Regions from separate parts of the Homo sapiens genome. Here regions 2 and 3 are each linked to region 1. A link is a loop called in an ENCODE intact Hi-C map of the cell type or tissue named here. Cell type or tissue: PC-3. All regions are shown on one strand.

Evidence for each region. Peaks named below come from ENCODE experiments on the same cell type or tissue, not always from the same donor. Only the 100,000 strongest peaks of a DNase experiment are listed, where the experiment ranks them.
Region 2: a loop joins it to region 1, with 7 times the contacts of the local background. A loop is called at or near these places in 2 of 110 quality-filtered maps.
Region 3: it touches region 1 in a loop (6-fold over the local background); 2 of 110 quality-filtered maps call a loop at or near these places.

What each region holds. Positions count from the first base shown.
Region 1 is chr1:207,389,122-207,397,121 of GRCh38, forward strand. No RefSeq gene overlaps it. Among named protein-coding and RNA genes, the nearest start is that of CR2, 61 kb to the right of the region's middle. In PC-3, no CTCF peak of the experiment used is centred here; DNase peaks (open chromatin) are centred at 1,140 and 4,660; H3K4me3 peaks cover 960 bases; H3K27ac peaks cover 4,608 bases.
Region 2 is chr1:207,200,968-207,208,967 of GRCh38, forward strand. All of the region lies in intron 1 of LOC107985251 (a long non-coding RNA gene), which reads right to left. Among named protein-coding and RNA genes, the nearest start is that of LINC02942, 35 kb to the right of the region's middle. In PC-3, no CTCF peak of the experiment used is centred here; a DNase peak (open chromatin) is centred at 4,264; H3K27ac peaks cover 1,607 bases.
Region 3 is chr1:207,301,894-207,309,893 of GRCh38, forward strand. It overlaps LINC02942 (long intergenic non-protein coding RNA 2942), which reads left to right. Exons shown (of 4, transcript NR_186170.1): 3 at 1-14; 4 at 6,574-8,000. The region is part of intron 1 of LOC107985251 (a long non-coding RNA gene); the gene reads right to left. Among named protein-coding and RNA genes, the nearest start is that of CD55, 16 kb to the right of the region's middle. In PC-3, no CTCF peak of the experiment used is centred here; DNase peaks (open chromatin) are centred at 1,198, 3,088 and 7,958; H3K4me3 peaks cover 350 bases; H3K27ac peaks cover 3,743 bases.

The DNA of each region.
Region 1 (8,000 bases):
TTCAGTAGCACAATAGTGAAAATATCGTATATTTAAAAATAACTAGAGAAGTGGATTTGGAATATTCCCAACACAAAGAAATGATAAATGTTTGAGGTGATGGATATACCAATTACCCTGCTTTGATAATTATACATTGTGTTCTTGTATCAAAATATGACATGTACACTATAAATATGTACAACTATTATGTATCTATAAAAATCAAACATTTTTAAAAGGTAAGAAATAGTTCTCATTAAAAATATCACTGAGATTATTTTTCCATTATAAATTATGTTTCAAAGAACCCAACACAATAAGAACATTCAAAACTCATTTGCAACTTCTGTGGAGGTTTTATCTCTAACCCTCTCTCATTTATTTTATCATACTTTTCTAGCTTTAAAACATATTTCCTTTAGATGTCCTGGGATAAAAAAGACAGAGGTCATGTACCCGTTTTGCTTTATATTTAATAAATCTAAATAGAATCAACTGCTAATCATTTCCTTTTACACCTAATGCTTTTATATATACAAAATTATTGGATCAAGGCAAAGGATTCTATAAGGTAGGGAGTGATTCCCTAAGTTGGGCTGTGTATCAGTGTCACTTCTTCAGACATACAGATGCCTGGTATAAAAGTTGGTCACATGAATTGGGTCATTTTTATCATATCCAACTAAAACAGTCAATTGGCCAGGGGGAAAAAGCATTCAGAACACATAACATTGATCAAAGAATGCAATTCTATGCAAGCCTGGTTGCTGAAACTGCCTTCTGTAACCTGAAATTGGTTTTTCTAATTACTGAAACAACCTGCTGTGACTCTAAGACTAGTTTTACCCAAGGCTGTCACTCACCAATCAGAAGTTGCCAGCTCCCCCAAACTTTACTAGTGCCAATAAACTTTCCTACAAAATAATATGCAACATTTCTCGTTTTTGTTTTTGTTTTTTTATAAAACCTCTAACCTCTTTGTTTTACAGACATACCATGGACCACCCAGTCTGTGTGTATGCCCCAAATTATAAGTCTTGCTTCCCAAATAAAACATTTTAAATTTAGAGATTCATCTCTAGTTTTATTTGACTTTGACACTAGTCATAGATCCAGATCACCTGAGTTAGATTTTCCAGTGGTGAAAAATAAAAACTCATGATGTGTCACAGGTGACTCACATATAGCCAAGTGTGAGAGCCACTGTTTTAGACATGAGTATATGCACAGAATGAGTAGCTGCTTACATGTAATGAGTATATAATGAATAGCTGTTTAAATGAGTAGAATGTTTTAATGTCTTCTATTAAAGTCTGAAATATTCTGATAGATTTACCAGAGGTCTACCTACTCTAATTTCTGGATACAAGATGCTGAATTACAATAAATCAGTATTTATGATGTCACTGTAATTGAGTTTGAAATCTAATTAACTTTACATTTTTACATTTTGCCAAATATTGCCAAGTCTATTTTTAACATTAAATGCTCCTGGCTCAGTGATATGGAGAAAAATAACATCTTAAATCATTCAGTAAAACCTAATTATAATTTTAATAAATACATTGTCACTTTTATCAAAGTAGGTTATTCACTAAAATTTTAACCTTTATTAGTTTGCTTAGAATCTTAATGAAATAATAAATCAAATGTAGTATTTTACATCTTAAAATTTTTAGTATTTAAAAAATCTTGGAAGCAATTAATATAAGAAATTTTTATATGTTGACACCAATGGTTTATAATTATTGGATTTTATTTTTCTTGACATGATTATAATAAAAGAAACTTAGTAGTAGTGATCTTCATTGTTGTAGTTGCGGATTTGTTAAAACTCCTTTCTGGTAGGTAAAATAAATCAGCCCATTTTAGCTTTAGGAAAATTCAATGTATATGTATGTGAAGGGTGTTTTATAAGGATATAGGAGTCTCACAGACCCCACTGACAGTACTATAGCTGCCTTCAGATGGGCAGTGGAGCCAGGCCCTGGAAGGCAGTCAGGGTCTTCTCTGCATCTTTCTTCTTTTTTCTCTTTGGGTGCCTGCTTACATTTTTGTTGCTTGTTGTTGTTGGTTTTTTTTTTTTTTTTTTTTTTTGTCGTTCTTTGGACTGTTCTGCTACATTGTCTGTATACAGCAGGAGACATGATAACCAATTGTTTCCAGGTGTTGCATTTCTATTCAGGAGATACATCCAGACAGAAGCTAGAATCTCTTAGACATAGCCAAATTCCAGGAATTTAACTCTAGTACTGGTCAGTGAAGGGCCAAGCAACCCTGAAGTCAGTTTCTATGGCTAGAGTCATAAGGTCATCATGAAAAAAAATTTCAGCCAGAATCCAGTCTGGTAACCTTGTAGATTGCCTAAGTCAGTTTCCAAGGAAGAAGATTACTGGCAGAAAGTTTAGTAGATGTCCACTTGTATTAGTCTGTTCTCACACTGCTATAAAGAACTACCTGAGACTGCATAATTTATGAAGAAAAGAAGTTTAAATGACTCTTAGTTTTGCAGGCTTAACTGGAAGCATGACTGGGAGGCTTCAGGAAGCTTACAATCATGGTGGAGGGTGAAGGGGAAGCAAGCACATTCTCACATGATGGAGCATGAGAAAGAGAGCAGGAGCAAGGGGGGAAGTGCCACACACTTTTAAAACCACCAGATCTCATGAGAGCTCACTCTCTATCATGAGAACAGCATGAGGGAAATCTGCCCCAATGATCCAGACATCTCCCACCAGGTCCCTCCTCCAACACTGGGAATTACAATTCAACATGAGATTTGGGTGGGGACACAACCAAATTATATCACCACTTCCAAGCCTAACTGAACGCATGTGGCTAAAGGGTAACTTTTCTTAATGTTTTGGGTATACTTCATTATTTAATGTACACATTGATGCTGGATTAATATTTAGGGGTAGAACTTCAACAATGTTATTTTTGGAACTTTTAATAAATTGAAGATTTCTCTACTTAAATCTCTTGAACTATCTAGAGAATAAATTTCAGAACTGTATCCTTATTTAATAATTACTAAAATCTGGCTCTAGCCTTCCAATCAAGTACTATTTTGCACTCCTCCTTGTTTCTTCAGCCAAACTGGAGAACTCCTTAATCACAACCCACTCTCCATGCTTTAGCTATCTGTTTAGTTCACTCAAAGGGTCTTCCCACTCATATACTAATATGCCCAAATCTTATACATTTTTCACAGTTGAAATGTCAACCCCTACAATGACCAACTCCTCACACCAAAAGGTGGCATTATTCTATCATTAAACAGTAACTTTCCTACTGTGTACCTTCACGGCTGCACTAAGGAAACAGTACTGAAGATGATATGCTCCTTTCCTCAAGAGGCAAGTGTTAGCCCTATGAGTATGGGTTCAAGAAAAGGAGCAGCACATGCAAAGCCCTGGGGGTCAGAAGAAGCAAGCATAGCAAGATAAAATGTATGAACCAGGCTACAGAGTAGGTCAGACATGTAAGCAGAAACTATTAATACATAAGTCATTTTAGATAGCCTCTACTTTGTCATGAAGACAATGGTATAATCAGTCATAGAATACTTTGATGCAGGAAAGTAAAATGTGCCCTTGCAATGGTTTCCAAGCTATCTACACAAACTAACAATCATGCATATTCTGCAAATTATAGCTTGATCATCACTTTAAAATACTTAATATGAAAATACTTAATATGCATTATCACAATAACCATATTTATTATTGCAAGAAAAAGGAGAGCTGATAGATTAAGTGTGATTTCAAGTGCTATGACTTGTCAATAGCTTAAAACAGGCTAAATTTTGCAAAAAGAGTGTTTCATTGACAGTGACCATCAAGAATATAAGATCTTCATTGAAGGCTCTTGATCAGGAATTATATGGAGCATTTTAAGCACAAAACTCTATATGAAAAGTCACATAGAACTTCCAATTTCTAGTTCTACATATAAGGAGATGGGAAGTTACCACTTTGTCCTAATAACAAGTAAAACATATCTTAATAAATCTAAAAGAATATAAATCATATAATGTCTGCTCTCAGACTGCAGTGGAATTAAACTGCCAATCAGTAACAGAAAGATAGCTAGGAAATCCCAAAATCACGGGAGATTAAACAACACACCTCTAAGTAACACAGCAAAGACAAAAATAAAAGAGCAAAAAAAAAAAAAAAAAGACATCTCAAGGGAAATTTTAAAATATTTTGAACTAAATGAAAATGAGAGCATGACTTACCAAAAACAAGCCAAAGGCCTTACCAAATGCTTTACCAGAGAATAAATACAGATGGCAAATAAGCATGTGAAAAGATGCTCCACATCATATGTCCTTAGGAAAATGCAAAATCACACAAGGAGTTGTCATTGCACACCTATGAGAATGGCCGAAATCCCGAACACTGATAACACCAAATGCTGACGACGATGTGGAGCAACAGAAACTCTCATTTATTGTTGATGGGAATGAAAAGTGGTACAGCCACTTTGGAATATAGTTTGGCAATCTCTTGCAAAACCAAACAATCCAGCAATTGTGTTCATTCGTATTTACCCAAAGGAGTGAAAACTTATATCCACACAAAAACTTGCATACAAATGTTTATAGCAGCAGCTGTTGGAGGCGGAAAGAATGAGGGTTGTGATCAACTCAGTATGCCACTGGAGGCTGTATGAGTAAGCAGCAAACTGTTTCTCATAAATGCAGAATGTTGGCAAACTGACAAACTGCATATGCCACCCAGAAGGAATGCTGAAGGCAGTCACGCCCCTAATCTTGTGATTAAGTACATCTGAAGTCTGTTAGTAATAACATGAACCTGTGATCAATTAAGCAGCTGACCAATCGTTACCTTCTCCTCCCTGCTCTTGCTACCCAATAAATAAGAAGGGCTATAGAAAGCTCAGGGTTGCTGCCTTTGCTCACTAGAAGCTGGGAGCTCTCTTCTTCTTCCTCTGACCCCTGCCTTTAAAACAGTTTTGCTTTTTTTTTTTTTTTTTGAGATGGAGTCTCGCTCTGTCGCCCAGGCTGGAGTGCAGTGGCGCGAACTCGGCTCACTGCAAGCTCCGCCTCCCAGGTTCACGCCATTCTCCTGCCTCAGTCTCCCGAGTAGCTGGGACTATAGGCGCCCACCACCACGCCCATCTAATTTTTTGTATTTTTAGTGGAGACGGGGTTTCACCATGTTAGCCAGAATGCTCTCGATCTCTTGACCTCGTGATCCACTCGCCTGGGCCTCCCAAAGTGCTGGGATTACAGGCATGAGCCACCACGCCCGGCCTAAAACAGTTTCTTTTGTCTTAAGTTTTCATTTCTACGTTCGTCTGTCTTCATTCAGTCTTGACGGTCTCAAGTAATAACAGTAGTAACTGTTGTAGTGACAGTTTCAAGAAGTAATTGTGGCAGTCAGCCACAAGCAGCTTTATTCATAATCATCAAAACTTGGAAGCAACTAAAATGTTTTTCAGTAGGTGAATGGATAAACTTTGGGACATCCAGACAATGAAATATTATTCAGTGCTTAAGAAATGCGCAGCGTGGTAAATGGATCCAAATCTTTGAAATGAAGGGTTTTTTTTCTATCAACTAATGAGCAAAAATGTTGCTTTTCAACCATTTCTGATTTTCACAAACTTCACATGTTCCTTATGCATTAATTCAAGAATGGTTAAAAAAAAAAAAGAAAGAAAAAGAAAAAAAGGAAGGAAGGGAGAAATGAGTTACCAAGCCATGAAAAGACATTGAGGAAACTTCATTAATTTAAAGACGCCAATTTGAAAAGGCTACATGCTTATGATTCCAAGTATATGACATTTTGGAAAAGGCAAAACTATGGAGACAGCAAAAGGGTCAGATGTTGTTCGGAATCAGGAGGTAGAATGAATAGGCAGAGCACAGAGGATTTTTAGGGCAGTGAAACTACTCAATGTGATAGTACTATAACGAAGGGCTTGGGTTTACTATCTGGTTTGCATGGTTTTGTTGGATCATTAGCTGTTGTCATGTAGATAAGAGGCTCACATGTCATTACACATTTGTCCAAATCCATAGACTGTACAACACCAAGAATCAACCCTAATATAAACTGTGGACTTTGAGTAATAATGATACGTCCATGTAGGTTCATTGATTGGAACTAATGTACCACTCTGGTGGAGAATGTTGATAATAAGGAAGGCTATGGATGTATAGGGGCAGGGAATACATGGAAACTCTCTGTAACTTCTGCTCAATTTTGCTGTGTACCTAAAACTACTCTAAAAAGTAAAGCTTATTTTCCTTTTGCTACGCAAAGCAAAGAAAAAGTTATATAAAACTCTACATAAGTGATAACACTGATGCTTCTCATTTAAAATTTTAAAAATCTTTGGAAATTTTATATAATTCAATATATGAGGCCTTTCCTAATTCATGTTTTTTAAAAATAATGGCTATATGATATTTTTAACATAATGAATTCTTTTCATCAAGCCTCAAATAGGGGCGCCAAAATACTTCCCATTTATCCCAGGATGACATAGACATATCACTGTTTTCTATTTGTGCTCAGATTGAAAACAGTTGAAGTATTTGGGGGAAGAAAGAAATCCAGACCCAAAGGAATACACCATTTCATAAATACAGAATTAACTGATTTTGTTAACTGAATAAAGCAAATATGATTCAAGTAGAAATGCATGTAGGTAGCCAGCAAATGGCTACAGATCTACAGAGTATCATCTGTTTTTTTAATATAAAATTTGAGTTATTTTAATGAACTGAACTCTCACTCATACATAAAATGCCTTTCTCAGGATTCGGAACTCTGGGTTTTTACACTCTCTTTCTCCTTGCTAATTCAAATGCAAGAAAGGTACATTCCTCCGACATCTTGCAGAACTCCTTAGGGCATCGGAATCACAGCAGGTCAAATGGCAAATGCAGAAGCCAGAGGCAGAAGGAAGATGGGTGTGTTCAGTGGCCTGTCAGAAGGCAGGTGGCTGATTGTCTCAGGGATTAGCAGGGAGTGAAATGAGCCCACGGAGGTGGTAGGGGCCAGTAATAAGGGTTCTTGAATGTCACCTTAAGAATTCTGAAAGTGATGAGAAGGGCTTCAAAGTCATGCAGGCAGATGAGCCCTCAAAATTGGGGTTTAGCCTAGAAGGGTTCTTGGCTTTGCCCAGGAAAGAATTCAAGGGCAAGCCGGTGGTGTTAGACAGCAACTTGTACTGAAGTGGCAGTGTACAGCAGCAACAGAGGTATTGCTCCTTGCAGAGCAGGTCTACTCCACAGGCAGTGTGCCCAGAATAGCAGCTCAGAGGCAGGGCTGCAGTCATATTTATACCTATTTTTAATTATATGCAAATTAAAGGGTGGTTTATGCAAAATTTCTAGGATAAGGGTAGTAACTTCTGGGTTGTCAGGTCATTGCCATGGAAAAGTTTGGTAGCCGCTGGGCGTTGCCATGGCAATGGTAACTTGATGCACTGGTGGGGTTCTTATGGATAGCTGCTTCCACCTGGGTCCTGTTTTAGCTAGTCCTCCATCTGGTCCAGTGTGTGAGTCCCCACCTCCAGAGTAGATTCCCACCTATTATCTTAAAAGGGATAGTTCCAGGGGGTTACAAGATAACATTTGACTTTTAGATTAAAAACAGGTTGTTCTCCTTCATCATATAGTCCTCAGATGGTGATTTCAGTGTTAGAGGACTGGGTCGCTTGAGGTTGCTATAGTTGATTGTTAGAATACTGGGAGTAAGGAGGTATTTAGTGGGCCAGTGAGGAAAAAGTAAGACCCTAGTAACAGAATATGGCTAGTTGAAGGCTTTTTTTCCTTACAAACACAACTCCCAGCTCTCTTTCTTGTATGTAGGGTGTATCTGTAGATTGGTATCTTGGCCAGTTTCTAGTGCCCGCAGAGAAACATAGCTCTGCCAGCACCTTGATCTTGGACTTCAAGCTTCCAGAATTGTGAGACAGTAACTTTCTGCTGTTTAAGTCCCCAGTTTGTAGGACTTTGTTATGGCAGCCCTAAC
Region 2 (8,000 bases), 190 kb before region 1:
AAGAAAACCAAGGCAATACCATTCAGGACATAGGCATAGACAAGGACTTCACGACTAAAACACCAAAAGCAATGGCAACAAAAGCCAAAATAGACAAAAGGGATCTAATTAAACTAAAGAGCTTCTGCACAGCAAAAGAAACTACCATCAGAGTGAACAGACAACCTACAGAATGGAAGAAAATTTTTGCAATCTACGCTTCTGACAAAGGGCTAATATCCAAAATCTACAAAGAACTAAAACAAATTTACAAGAAAAAAGCAAACAACCCCATCAAAAAGTGGGCAAAGGATATGAACAGATACTTCTCAAAAGAAGACATCTATGCAGCCAACAGACAGATGAAAAAATGCTCATCATCACTGGTCATCAGAGAAATGCAAATCAAAACCACAATGAGATACCATCTCACGCCAGCTAGAAAGGCAATCATTAAAAAGTCAGGAAACAACAGATGCTGGAGAGAATGTGGAGAACTAGGAATGTTTTTACACTGTTGGTGGGAGTGTGAATTAGTTCAACCATTGTGGAAGACAGTGTGGCAATTCCTCAAGGATCTAGAACTAGAATTACCATTTGACTCAGTAATCCCATTACTGGGTATATACCCAGAGGATTATAAATCATGCTACTATAAAGACACATGCACATGTATGTTTATTGCGGCACTATTCACAATAGCAAAGACTTGGAACCAATCCAAATGTCCATCAGTGATAGACTGGATTAAGAAACTGTGGCATACATACACCATGGAATACTATGCAGCCGTAAAAAAGGATGAGTTCATGTCCTTTGCAGGGACATGGATGAAGCTGGAAAGCATCGTTTTGAGCAAACTATCACAAGGACAGAAAACCAAACACTGCATGTTCTCACTCATAGGTGGGAATTGAACAATGAGATCACTTGGATACAGGGTGGGGAACATCACACACTGGGGCCTGTTGGGGGGTGGGGGCCTGGGGGAGGGATAGCATTAGGAGAAATAGCTAATGTAATCGATAAGTTGATGGGTGCAGTGAACCAACATGGTACATGTATACCTATGTATCAAACCTGCACATTGTGCACATGTACCCTAGAACTTATAGTATAATAATAATAATAATAATAATAATAATAATAATAATAAAAACAAAAAAACTAAATATGCAACGACAGGTGAATGGATAAGCAAATTGTTTTGTATCCATACTAGAGAATGGCTGATTTTAATGTATGTGATGCCAATGAGTTTGCAGGATTCCTAAACATTTGAAAATTGGCTTTCTGTGAGCTGGTATATGCTGACTGTAGCACACCACTGGATATAAATAATGTATATATGAAAAAAAAAAAAGAGCAATGGGCAGTGCAGCTGAGAGAAGGCTGTCTGCCAAGAGGCAGGGGCTGGAGAGAAGTTCTACAGGGTCATGCTGGAGGGGCTATGTGTGGAATGAGGTATTTGGGAATAGGATGTTGTGCCAGATAGTGGTTTGTGGCTAGAATTTCTCAGAAGAATTGCTCTTCCCCACCCCAGGGCCCCCTCCTCATTGTTGCTAACCTATCTTCTCAGGACTCCACAAAGATGAAGCCCACATGTCAGTCCTAAGCATATTCCCAAGGCTTCCATCTGATTTAGTCACTGTTCCTTAATATTAAAATGGCTTGAGCAACTGTCATACACGTGAGGAGAAACCCTGTATCAATCCTTATGTCTCTCAGTACTCTGGCGTCTATTCCTTCGAGTCATCACTTTTTCTGACTGTTGCTTCCTGTGAAGTCTCTTTCTCATTCTTATCTCAGCTTCTCTGGCTGTCTCTTCTCTCTCTGTACATAGAACTCCATGGGGGAATACCAGCCTCTTTGACTTGATTTCTGCAAACACACTCCATGGAGGCAATGGTGTATGACAGGCTATCATTGAACCTCAGCTATAACAGAGGGGCTTGAACTGTTAGAGAAGCCCACTTAACATTGAAGCTGTCTGTTTATGGTCTTGAAAGCCATTGCCTGCTCCATCTGCTAGGAATTTTTTTTGTTGTTGATATTTATTTCGGGTTCCCCTGAGACAAGGATTTGTGAGCAACTGGTTTCCTTGGAAGGGGGTCTCAGAAAGTACTGATGGGCAGTAAGATGGGAAAGGAAGGAAAGCAAAAGAGGAAACATTGTTGAGGAGGTTCTCGTACTGCTAAGAGGGGCTCAAGCATGCTGAGAACCCGCTGAGAGCTGGTGGCACACTCAACTCTGAGTTGTTCTCCTCAGGATGAAGACCTGGGTATATATCTACCTATTCTCTTCCCTCACTGGTGAAGTCTTGCTCTAGCAGCAATGGCTCCCAGACATGAGGGATCCACACTATTGGTTCGTTGAGCAGGCTCAGAGGATGGGGATCATGGTTAGGCAGACAGACATGGGTAGCCAGTGGCTCCTAATGGGCTGTCTATAGCAACCTCCAGAGTAGGCCAAGGGCACAAAGGTAGGGAAAAGATGGTCTCTTCTACAGTTGCCTTTTCTGTGTGGTCCTATCTGTTGACAAGTTGTTCTAGTCTTCCACTCTCTCCCTACTCATATCTCTCACTTCCCTTTGCCAGATCCCTGAAACATTGTGTTTTTCATTGCCTCTAATACAATTGTAAAATTAAATTGATATAATAGCTTTCACGATTTGAGGTCTGCTTCTGGGAGGTATTAATATCTTAGCATTTCTGGCCTTCTCTGTAAGAAGGCAGAGTAGCTGTCAATGGTTCTGGTAAGAGCCTGGTCTAAATGAAGCAGATTTGGGGAAGTTGGAAGTTGTCCAGAGTGTGCTGAAGTGGCAGGGCCCTAATGATATTAACAGGACATTGACAGGGTCTGCTACACACTATAATATACAATGGATGCCCCCAAGTCTGTAGGCTCACCTCCTTGCCCTGTCTTTGCTTCTTGGACTCAAGTTCTCCTCTTTCTTGACTTATTCATTCATTGTACTGGAACACACCCTCCAGGAGCCACCTAAGAAATGATGCACAGGAAGTAAAATTTTGAGCTCCAACATATTTGAAACTGTCTTTATTCTCACACTTGGTTGATAATTTGGCTGAGTGTAGAAAATTGGGTTAAAAAAATTTTCTTTTAGAACTTTTAAACAGTATCTTTTTTTGTATTACAGTTTCCAATATTATAGTAGAAAAGCCAGAACCATTTTAATTCTTGATCATATAGGATGTTTTTATCCTTGTTTTTCTGTAGGGAAACTCATATTTTATTCTGAGAAATGTTGTTGGTATAGTTTTTTTTGTCTTCTTTATATTTTTCTCTTATTTTTAGAGAAATCTTACTGGTCAGATATTGATCCTTTTTGTCAATCTAGTAATTTTCTTAAATTTTCTCTCTTTTTCCCATACATCATCTCTGTCTCATCCCTTCCCCACATTCTTTGGGGATCATTTCTTGATTTTGTATTTTAACCATTTTCAAAAATATTCCCTTCATTTAAAAAAGTATTCTGTTTTTTATGGATACAGTGCCTACCTATATTTCTCAGAGGATATTAATAATAGTTTCTATGGAAGTTCTATTCTGCTCTCTGCAAACTTCTGTTGATGATGGTTCTAGGTTATATATTCATTTTAAAGAGTGAGACCCATATCACTGATTATTTAAGTTCTATGTACATGGTGAGATTGGGCAGTGAACTACTTTTTTCTTATTGGCAGTTGTAGCAGAAACTGCTGATTGCTTCCCAGTATCCATTTCCCCTACTTGTTTAGGTAATACAACTACCCTCACCCCTTTGAATATCAGCAGGGTATCCGCTGCTCTGTTAGATGCTCCCTCGGAGTAACCTCCCAATGTGCACAACTTCCTAGTTACTTTCTTAGGAAAGAAGTCACTTGCTTTCTTTTCTTTTCTTTTTTCTTTTTTTTTTTTGAGACGAGTCTCGCTGTGTCGCCCAGGCTGGAGTGCAGTGGCGCGATCTTGACTCACTGAAACCTCTGCCTCCCGGATTCAAGCAGTTCTCTGCCTCAGCCTCCCGAGTGGCTGGGATTACAGGCGCCCACCACCACGCCCGGCTAATTTTTTTGTATTTTTAGTAGAGATGGGGTTTCACCATCTTGGCCAGGCTGGTCTTGAACTCCTGACCTTGTGATCCACCCGCCTCGGCCTCCCAAAGTGCTGGGATTACAGGCGTGAGCCACTGCGCCCGGCCCCACTTGCTTTCCGCTTCCTCTTTCCCCCCGCGGTGAGCTGAAGTGCTGGCAAGAGTGATGGTGAGTCAGCCTCTGCCATTCTGAGGACAGTTCCTGCGGATGCTAGAGTAATGAAAGGGAAAGCATTTGGCCCTTGGATGACCTTGTCAACTTGGGTCAGAGCTCGTGACTGTTCTGAATGCACTTCCATCTCTGGACTGTCATATGAAAAAGAGATAAACTTCTGCCTTGTTAGCCGTTGTGTTTGAAGTGTGTTTGTTATAGCAGCTTAGCCTATGCCCTAACAAATTCAGAGGGATACCCAAATATCAGTTTTTACTGGTATCTCTTCTGTTCTGCCCAGTTTCTCTGGAGAATGATTCTCCAGTCTCCTGCCTGCTTATTTATTAACTTGAATTTCTATCGTGCAACAAAGAAGATTACTGCTTCTATTTTCCTGTGGAACTCCACTTCTCCCTCCACCTAGCACCCTGTTTCTGCTACAACGTTACTTTTGTATTGTCAACTTTAAAGCATTTACATTCTTTCTTGAAACAATTGTTCCTATTTCTAGAAGGCAGAGTCATCGCATTCATCAACTGCTTTTAGGTGACTTGTTTTTCCTTCTATTATGACTAGTTTATCTTTGTATTTGCCTCAGAGGTGTGTATACAGGATGTGCTTAATAATTATATCATGGGCAAACAGTACATGAAATTATGTGAAATACTAACTTGGTACTAATACAGTCCAGCAGAAGGTCAATTACAAAATTTCTGCTGCCAAATATTCTTCTCTGACTATAGGGAAACAAACTGTAAGTATGTGATTCAATCTCTCTCCAGGCTTAAAAAAAGAGCCTAGGAAAAAGGAAGCTGCTTAACTAGAAACTTTCAGATGAAAAATTATATGTGAATGGTGACTATGGGTTGAGCTGCCATTTTGTAATGTGGGAAATTAAGGTTCAGAAAAAGAATAAAGGTTTCCAATCCAGAAATAGCCCTGTGAATAGCTATCAGTCCTGTGTTCACAAGACTTTTACCAAATTATCAATTTTCTAGACACTGATAATTTTAAGTTTAAAGATATGATAAATTCTTCCTCATTGTAAATATTAATATATAACCAATAATGGATATTTATACTGAAAAAAATTTTTCCAAATTTTATTTTTCCATTTTTTATGTCTACCTCAGTACCCAGTAGAAGCTTAATAATTTCAAAAAGTTTAAATATATTAGTTTGTAACAATATTTATAACTTAAATGTGCTAAAATAAAAATGGAAAATCAAAGTCATGTAAGAGAGATAAATTTCCCTAAATTTAAATTTATACAGTAATTGTAATTGAGTTTATTTTGAGTCAAATTAAAATGGGAACTATAATGTATCACATATTTACATTGTTTGACAAAAATAAACATATCAGTTCTGCTTACAGGAGAAACATTTTTTCTTGTTTTGAAAATAGAAAGCAATTTTCTTGCATGAGTTATTTTACAAGGGACAGTGAATAACATAATATATAATGCCTTTAACTTCAGTTGATAAGTTCTTCAAAAAGCTAAATATATCAATCCCCTATAAAACTGAGATGATGAGACATGTTGGGGGGTGGAGCCAAGATGGCCGAATAGGAACAGCTCCAGTCTACAGCTCCCAGCGTGAGTGACGCAGAAGATGGATGATTTCTGCATTTCCAACAGAGGTACCGGGTTCATCTCACTGGGGAGTGTCGGAAAGTGGGTGCAGGACAGTGGGTACAGCGCACCGAGCATGAGCCGAAGCAGGGCGAGGCATTGCCTCACCCGGGAAGCGCAAGGGGTCAGGGAATTCCCTTTCCTAGTCAAAGAAAGGAGTGACAGACGGCACCTGGAAAATCAGGTCACTCCCACCCTAATACTGAGCTTTTCCAATGGTCTTAGCAAATGGCACACCAGGAGATTATATCCTGTGCCTGGCTCAGAGGGTCCTATGCCCACGGAGCCTCGCTCATAGCTAGCACAGCAGTCTGAGATCAAACTGCAAGGTGGCAGCGAGGCTGGGGGAGGGGCACCCACCATTGCCGAGGCTTGAGTAGGTAAACAAAGCAGCCAGGAAGCTTGAACTGGGTGGAGCCCACCACAGCTCAAGGAGGCCTGCCTGCCTCTGTAGACTTCACCTCTGGGGGCAGGGTATTGCCAAACAAAAGGCAGCAGAATCCTCTGCAGACTTAAATGTCCCTGTCTGACAGCTTTGAAGAGAGCAGTGGTTCTCCCAGCACACACTGGAGATTTGAGAACGGACAGACTGCCTCCTCAAGTAGGTCCCTGACCCCTGAGTAGCCTAAGTGGGAGGCACCCCCGAGAAGGGGCAGACTGACACCTCACATGGCTGGGTACTCCTCTGAGACAAAACTTCCAGAGGAATCATCAGGCAGCAACATTTGCTGTTCACCAATATCTGCTGTTCTGCAGCCTCTGCTGCTGATACCCAGGTAAACAGGGTCTGGAGTGGACCTCCAGCAAACTCCAACAGACCTGCAGCTGAGGGTCCTGACTGTTAGAAGGAAAACTAACAAACAGAAAGGACATCCACACCAAAACCCCATCTGTTTGTCACCATCATCAAAGACCAAAGGTAGATAAAACCACAAAGATGGGGAAAAAACAGAGCAGAAAAACTGGAAACTCTAAAAATCAGAGTGCCTCTCCTCCTCCAAAGGAACGCAGCTCCTCACCAGCAATGGAACAAAGCTGGACAGAGAATGACTTTGACGAGTTGAGAGAAGAAGGCTTCAGATGATCAAACTACTCTGAACTAAAGGAGGAAGATCGAACCCATGACAAAGAAGTTAAAAACCTTGAAAAAAAATTAGACGAATGGCTGACTAGAATAATCAATGCAGAGAAATCCTTAAAGGACCTGATGGAGCTGAAAACCAAGGCACAAGAACTACGTGATGAATGCAGAAGCCTCAGTAGCTGATTCAATCAACTGGAAGAAAGGGTATCAGTGATGGAAGATCAAATGAATGAAATGAAGTGAGAAGAGAAGTTTAGAGAAAAAAGAATAAAAAGAAATGAACAAAGCCTCCAAGAAATATGGGACTATGTGAAAAGACCAAATCTATGTCTGACTGGTGTACCTGAAAGTGACAGGGAGAATGGAACCAAGTTGGAAAACACTCTGCAGGATATTATCCAGGAGAACTTCCCCAATCTAGCAAGGCAGGCCAACATTCAAATTCAGGAAATACAGAGAACGCCACAAAGATACTCCTCGAGAAGAGCAACTCCAAGACACATAATTGTCAGATTCACCAAAGTTGAAATGAAGGAAAAAATGTTAAGGGCAGCCAGAGAGAAAGGTTGGGTTACCCTCAAAGGGAAGCCCATCAGACTAACAGCTGATCTCTTGGCAGAAACTCTACAAGCCAGAAGAGAGTGGGGGCCAATATTCAACATTCTTAAAGAAAAGAATTTTCAACCCAGAATTTCATATCCAGCCAAACTAAGCTTCATAAGTGAAGGAGAAACAAAATACTTTACTGACAAGCAAATGCTGAGAGATTTTGTCTCTCAGGCCTGCCCTAAAAGAGCACCAGGCCTGCCCTAAAAGAGCTGCTGAAGGAAGCACTAAACATGGAAAGGAACAACCGGTACCAGCCACTGCAAAAACATGCCAAATGGTAGAGACCATCGAGGCTAGGAAGAAACTGCATCAACTAATGAGCAAAATAACCAGCTAACATCATAATGACAGGATCAAATCCACACATAACAATATTAACCTTAAATGTAAATGGGCTAAATGCTCCAATTAAAAGACACAGACTGGCAAATTGGACAAACAGTCAAGACC
Region 3 (8,000 bases), 87 kb before region 1:
ACCAAACCCCAAAGGTGGGTACTGGAGTATCCTTAAATTGGGACAGATATTCACACTGCAAAGGTTTGAAGAAGCAGGAGCTCTTGAAAGGTAGGACTGATCTGTAGCTCTGTAGGACAACGGACCAATGCTATTAAATGGGATCTGACCATGAGGGTACCTCTTGAGAATAAGTTGACTTTTTTCTTATTTTCTCTTGGACTATGGTTACCAGTATATTTAGCCAAGTGTTTTTGTTATTGTTTTTATTTTATTTGCATTTTTAATTTCCCTCATATAATAGAGTATCTACCACCAACTCTTCAGAAAAATCTAATACATCAGGATAGCTTTACCTGATACCATTGCAAGGAATAACTGTATGAAGTTTAAAAAAAAAGTGTGGCCTGCCTTACATCCACCCCTCTGCTGAAACCCAGGCGGGACTTTGAAGAGGCTGTACCCAGGTATTCAGGGAGGCAGCCAGCAGTAAGGGAGGCTTTTCCTTGATGGAGTTTGGAAAGAAGAGGAGACTCAGGCAATGCATGAAAAACAACTTCCAGAAGCCTGAGAGGCAAAACCTTCCTTCTCCTAAAAGTCTAGGGAAATTAAGCTTTTAAGAGCATGTTTGTAGGAAGGCTGATGCTCGCCTTACATCTGCTAATTAGAAGGGGAAATCTATGGAGGCTCAGTGAAAGGTGTATTGAGAGGAAGGGTGGAAACTTGAGAAAAGCGAAAAAAGTGTGAAATAGGTGAGGGGGAGGATGGGACAGAGGGTTGATGAAGAAACATATACTGTGTTCAAAGTTCAGTTAAGATGGTGTAGTGTCCATTTGGTTGTCTTATTTTCTCCAGCAGATCATCTGAAGATTTAGAAATGGGCAACAGTAGGGTTCATCTACCTCTGGCATTTTGCCAGGCACATACAACAGAAAAATGAGATAGGAAAGATAAGGGCATTGAAAAGAAGGAGGAAGTGATGGGCCATAGAATGTCAATCTGGAGAGGAAGAAATGAAGACAGACAGGAACTGAGAGGAAGATACAAAGTAAAGAATCTATGAGTTGGAAGATCTCAATGAGGACAAAGAATGATAGGTTGAGAGTCATTTGATTAAAGTTTATGCAGAGAGACTGATGTTTGAAAAAATGTTTTTGGAGTTGGAGCAATTCCAGACAATGACATCTTCCAGGGTGTGTCTATGGGAATGACTGGCTGACATGGAGGAGGTCCATGGAAGTTAGTAAGTCAAGGCAGTAAGTGACCAGAGTATCAAATAAGGATATGATGTCATCCTGAAAATGGGTGGATGTTGGACAGACAGGAAGACTCTGAGGGTGTTGAAGTTTTTATAAATCAAAAGCAGGGTTGAAGAGAGGTCAGTACCTAACAGCAAGCAGAAGGTGTTGAACAGTAGCATTGCTCAATGGAACAATTTCCACAGAAGCTGGGAAACTTTATACGAGAGGGAAGATAAGAAATAATCTGAAACTGACAGAGTGGAAAAAGCATAGTTTTCATTTACTAATAGAAACCACAGAACTGGTCAGGCTGGATATCGGGGGAAATTCAGCCAGATATCGGGCAAAATTCACCCCCGATATTTCACGTAGGTTCTTTTCTATATTCCCTAAATGTCGGCCGGCCTGAGAAATAAAGGGAAAGAGTACAAAAGAGAAATTTTAAAGCTGGGTGTCTAGGGGAGACATCACATGTTGGCAGGTTCCGTGATGCCCACTGAGCCGCAAAACCAGCAAGTTTTTATTAGTGATTTTCAAAAGGGGAGGGAGTGTACGAATAGGGTGTGGGTCACAGAGATCACGTGCTTCACAAGGTAATAGAATATCACAAGGCAAATGGAGGCAGGGCAAGATCACAGGACCACACGACCAGGGTGAAATTAAAATTGCTAATGAAGTTTCGGGCATGCATTATCATTGATAACATCTTATCAGGAGACAGGGTTTGAGAGCAGACAGCCGGTCTGACCAAAATTTATTAGGCGGGAATTTCCTCGTCCTAATAAGCCTGGGAGCGCTATGGGAGACTGGGGCTTATTACATCCCTACAGCTCGACCATAGAAGACGGCCGCCCACCGAAGCGGCCATTTTAGAGGCCTACCCTCAGGGACGCATTCTCTTTCTCAGGGATGTTCCTTGCTGAGAAAAAGAATTCAGCAGTATTTCTCCCATTTGCTTTTGAAAGACGAGAAATATGGCTCTGTTCCACCTGGCTCACTGGCTGTCAGAGTTTAAGGTTATCTCTCTTGTTCCCCGAACATTGCTGTTATCCTGCTCTTTTTTCAGGGTGCCCAGATTTCATATTGTTCAAACACACATGCTCTACAATTTGTGCAGTTAACGCAATCATCACAGGGTCCTGAGGTGACATACATCCTCCTCAGTTTACGAGATAACAGGATTAAGAGATTAAAGTAAAGACAGGCATAGGAAATCACAAGGGTATTGATTAGGGAAGTGATAAGTGTCCATGAAATCTTCACAATTTATGTTCAGAGATTGCAGTAAAGACAAGCGTATGAAATTATAAAAGTATTAATTTGGGGAACTAATAAATGTCCATGAAATCTTCACAATTTATGTTCTTCTGCCATGGCTTCAGCTGATCCCTCCATTCGGGGTTCCTGACTTCCCGCAATAGCTGGATTGGTATTTTTTAACCATTTCTTTTACTTTAAATGGAATTTAAATATAATTTAAATTTTAAATGGAAAATGAACTATAATCTGGTAAATGGCATGCAGTTTGTTACCTTGCTTGCATATTTTGTCTTATTTTCTGCCCTTTGAGTTTATGTTAGTCTTAGGCTCTACATCATTCTTCTCTATGCCTGATAGAATGGTTTGTTTGTACCGCCCTGCAATATATTTAATATTATGATGGGACATATTATGTACCATGCCCAGATCCTATGACTCACAATTAATAGGAAAGATTAAGAGACATTACTCATTCATTTATAGCTAAGTGACGTGTTATTTTATTGTTTTATTTATTTTATTATAAGCCCATAAGATGATGGCTGTTACGTACATAACACCTAGACCAAGATTGCTAATCAAAGGAAAGGGAACTAAACTAAATCTCTGTTCTTGGCAGCGTCACTCATTGTCCATTCATTCATATGTTTATTGACTCTATCTTATATGTCATGCACTGTATTAGTTGAGCGGTAATATGACTCATTCCTAAGCTTTGTCCTTGAGAGGCCATGGTCTAGTGGCAAAAACAATTACAGATATTTGTTAAATGTTATAATAGAATATTGTTCAAGGTGTGTGGGAAGGTTACGGAAGACTTCCTGAAGCTGATAATAGTTAATCTCCATCCTGAAGTAAAATGAGTTAGGCAGGTATATAAATAAATCACATCTTAGGTAAAGGGCAAAGCAGCTGAGGTGGAAAGGCTGGAGCCTAGGCAAGCAATGCACATCACGTTCTGGAAGCAGCATGCAGACTGCCAGTTTGCACCCTCCACACATCATATCTGCTTATCCTGAAATTACACTGGACTTTGTGGATCCTTCGCAGCAGAAAAGGCTTCACTAAGAAACACTGAAACATATTCAGATTTCAGCTGCTAAATTAAAACTACTGACATTTCTCAAAGAATCTGGTTTGTCCATTAAGTGCAAGCTGATATCATCACAGAAATTTTTTATCTTGGGAGCACCTTTTGGAAACTTAGACTCCAGTTACGTATTTGAAATAGCGAAAACCTTTGTCAAACAGCCCTTCAATCCGATGCAAAACCATTAGTGCTTTGTGCGCACATTGGGCAACTGTGATCCTTCAGGATTGGCTGCTCTCGAGAAAGAAAACTCCCTATGGGCCACCACACCCCCTACTTTATCCATGGGGAAGCAGCGGTATCAAATGGCCAATGGTCCTAGTTCCTGGCACAAAGTAGAAGCATGATAAACATTAGTGATTAAACATATTAAACATGGAAAACATAAAATTAGTGATTAAAAATTAGTCTAAATCCATGTCTTACCAGGTGGATTGTTATCTCCAGCAAACCCTGGGCCTTGAATTCACTTTTTGTCAAGGAATTTTATTAAGAAACATGAGTCATATCTGAATATTTTTAAAAATATAAATTACAAGTTAATTGGCTTTGCAAAAGACATATGTTGATGTACTTTGTTGCATTTTAGGTAGCATTTTGGTTAAGAAGAGCCCCCTCTTTAAGCCATTTAAGAGGGAAAAGCTGATTCACAGTTTGCCTTATTTGCTAGGTATTTCTATTCCAGGGGCAAAGAAGATTATTCAACATATACTTCTGTTCTCTATTTTGACATATCCAGTTTTTCCAAAGTTCCTAGCCAGATGCTAAATTCATATAGCTGATAAAGGAGTCTCTGTTCTTAAGATGATAATAGAGAGCATTTCATGAAATGGTTAAGCAGTAACACATATACATAGTATATGTATATATATATATAGTGACTTCTGTTGAAAAAATAAGTGACTATTCGTATTTATTTTCACTCTTTCTCAAAATGCCACTAAAATTACAGTGTCATTTTAACTAAAATTAAAAATAATTTTTTAAAGGCATAAAAACACAAAAGAATAAATGGCAGAGGAGATGCAGAAAGGTGTTTGAATTGTTACCGATTTAGCAGAAAGTAGAAAGCTAAAACCTTCCTGCCTGTAGCCAGTCTGTTTATGCTGCAGAACCCCAGAAAGGCTCAGAAATTGGAGGCACAAAGAACCTTTGGAGATTAGGAATTAAACTGAAAATAGGAGGATCAGTTGAAAGTGTATATAAAGTCGACAGACCTGAAGGACGCTTCTCATATGCAGAGCATTTAGGAGACTATTATCATGCTTTTACTTTCTGCCAGGAACTAGGACCATTGGCCATTTGATACAGCTGCTTCCCTGTGGATAAAGTAGTGGGGTGGGGTGTGGTGACCCGTGGGAAGCTTTCTTTCTCGAGAGCAGCCAATCCTGAAGGATCCCAGTTGCTCAATGTGCGCACAAAGCACTAATGGTTTTGCTTCTAATTGAAGTGCTGTTTGACAAAGAAGGTTTTTGCCATTTCTCCTATCCAGAGAAGAGGCAAGGGGCATTAAATGGAAAAATCAAAATCAGAGTAGTTCTCAACTCTAGGAAAACTGACAGTGAAAGAAGAAGGGTAGGAAAGGCAAACATTGAATGGTGAGACCTGTAACTCCCTGGTGAGACTAAGATCCCAGAATGTTGGTAGCCAGGCTTATACCTCTCTGTTCCATTCCAGGTGAGACTTCAGAGGATTTCTTTTTAGGGAAATGAATGAGACTAAGAGAAAATACTTTTAGATGCTAACATATGGGGTTGTTTCCCACACTGTCAAGTTCCCAACCCAATAACCCTACACTGAAGCCAACCAGGAAACACACACAGTTTACAACTAGCTTGTTGGAGTCTCATTTGTAAATATTGAAGGAAACATTATGGATCATAAGATGCTTGAGGAGGCCTCCAACATGAAATACAGAGAACAAAACTAACAAACACGGACAAAAAGAAACTCGGAAGACAGACAATGCAAACAGAAGAAGAAAACAAACCACCGTCAAAACAAAGCAAAATCCTGTATATTTAATATCATCACATATAAAAGAAGATATTATATATGTTAAATGAGTAAATAATGCTGGTTAAAAACATTCAGAGAATAAGTAAGAGCTCATGGAAATTACAAATATTACAGCAATAATAAAAGTTCAACAGAAGCACTGGATAAAAGTTGAGAAATTTTAAGAAAATATAACAAGATGAGAAACAAAAATAGAAAAGATACAAGGTTTAGAGAACTAATAGGAGTTCTAAGATTAACAGTCTGACACTTTGGGAGGCCGAGGCGGGTGGATCATGAGGTCAGGAGATCGAGACCATCCTGGCTAACAAGGTGAAACCCTGTCTCTACTAAAAATACAAAAAATTAGCCGGGCGCGGTGGCGGGCGCCTGTAGTCCCAGCTACTCGGGAGGCTGAGGCAGGAGAATGGCGTGAACCCGGGAAGCGGAGCTTGCAGTGAGCCGAGATTGCGCCACTGCAGTCCGCAGTCCGGCCTGGGCGACAGAGCGAGACTCCGTCTCAAAAAAAAAAAAAAAAAAAAAAAAGAAAAAAAAGATTAACAGTCTGACTAATAAGAGTTCTAAAAAGAGTATACTGAAAAAAATTATCAAAATAATAATATAATAATAGTTTCCAAAATTGGAAGGCACAAATTTCTAGACTGAATGGTTCAGCATAGTGAATGGAAACAGACTAACACAAGGCACATTGTGATTAAAATTTCGGAGTTCCAAGTTTAGAGACAAAACCATAACTTTCAATAGAATAAAAGTGAATCAAACATAAAGAATTAAGAATCAGAATGACATTAATATTCTGAAAGTAATTCTGAAATTAGATGTCAATTGGAGAAATGCCTTCAAAATCCTAAGGAAAATGGTTTCAACTTAGATTTTAAGACCTAGACTAACTATCGATCAAGTTTGTAGGCAGAATAAAAGCCTTTTCAAAATTTAAAAAAATCTAAAAAAGAAAATTACCTCCCCATGCCCCTTTTTTTCCAGGAAGCTATTGGAGAATACACACCTTCGAAATGCGGAGAAATATAAGAAAAGGAAGACAAGAGTTCAAGAAGCCAGGCATCCAACAATAATAACTAAAGAGGCAAGGTAATTCTCAGGATGATGTAACAGAAAGTCCAGACTGGTGAATGACAATGAAGAACTACAAGAGGTTTGTACTCTGAAAAGAAGAAGGAAAAAAGTGGAACTCACAGTTTGTCTAAAGTTTTTGACCATGTTTCAAGGAAGTATATGGTTCTGTGCAAAGTTAGCAAAAGGTACATTAAAAAAATGAGAAAACAACAAAATCAGGCAATTACCAACTAAAAGTATAAAGAATTTGGTACAAAAAAGGAAATTAATAATACACTACATGCTAACTTGTTAACAATTTTTACATAGTACCAATACAATAAATACAATGTTAATTTCAAACTGCAATTAATTATGCTGGAAGGATGTGGGAGTGTTAAGAGAGTTAAATTAAAATCTTCATAACAGGAAGTCAACAGATAATACCTACTGAATATTTCTACTTTTTGGAGGGATGTTGGGTTGGGGAACTACTGTTTCATTTCCTTAAAGTACTATTTGGCTTTTTAAATTGCCTGTACACATGCATATGCATACATAGTCTAAAGTTAAATTTTTAAAACCACATATAAAAGCCATGTGGGAAAAGAATTATTGTGAATGCTTAGTAAAAGAATGTATGCACAGCACATAATACAATGTTGATACATCATAGAGTATTAATAAAGTCCCCAAGATTTGCCTGCTTGGGATAGTCTTATTAACAAAAGTTAATCTTGTTAATAAAACAGTCAACAAATATATAAATCTTTACTCATCAGTCCCTAGTAAAATTTTCCAACTGTTGTGGAAGATATAAAGAAATATGAAACATAATCCTTACATTAAAATACCTTCTAATAAGTTATGGCAGTTAATATTTAATTGGTGTTATATGTACAGTAGGCACTGTCCCAAGTTCTTTACATATTATCTCTTTTAATTCTATGAGATAGACATTATTATCTCCATTTTATTATATAAATGAGGAAACTGAGGCACACTAAAATGAAGTAACTTGTCCAGGTCATGGAGCTCATAAGAGAGGGAGGTAGGATTCCAGTCCAAGCAGAAGGCGAGGGAGTCTCAGATTGCTTTATAATCTAATTGAGGGGAAGAAGAAACAGAGCTAAACAACCTTATATGATTTAAGGAGGAGTTCAACATAATACTGGAAGAGATGTCACAAACTAATGCAAGCATACTTTAGGGGAAATTGCTGTATTACACTAGGAGATCAGAAGAGAGTGCAAACCCTTCAGACTGATAGCCAAGGAAGCATTTAATTGGACCAGCTGGCTGGGGAGGGCATTCCTTGTAAGTGAATCAACACGCAGAGGTGGTAACCATAGCATGCC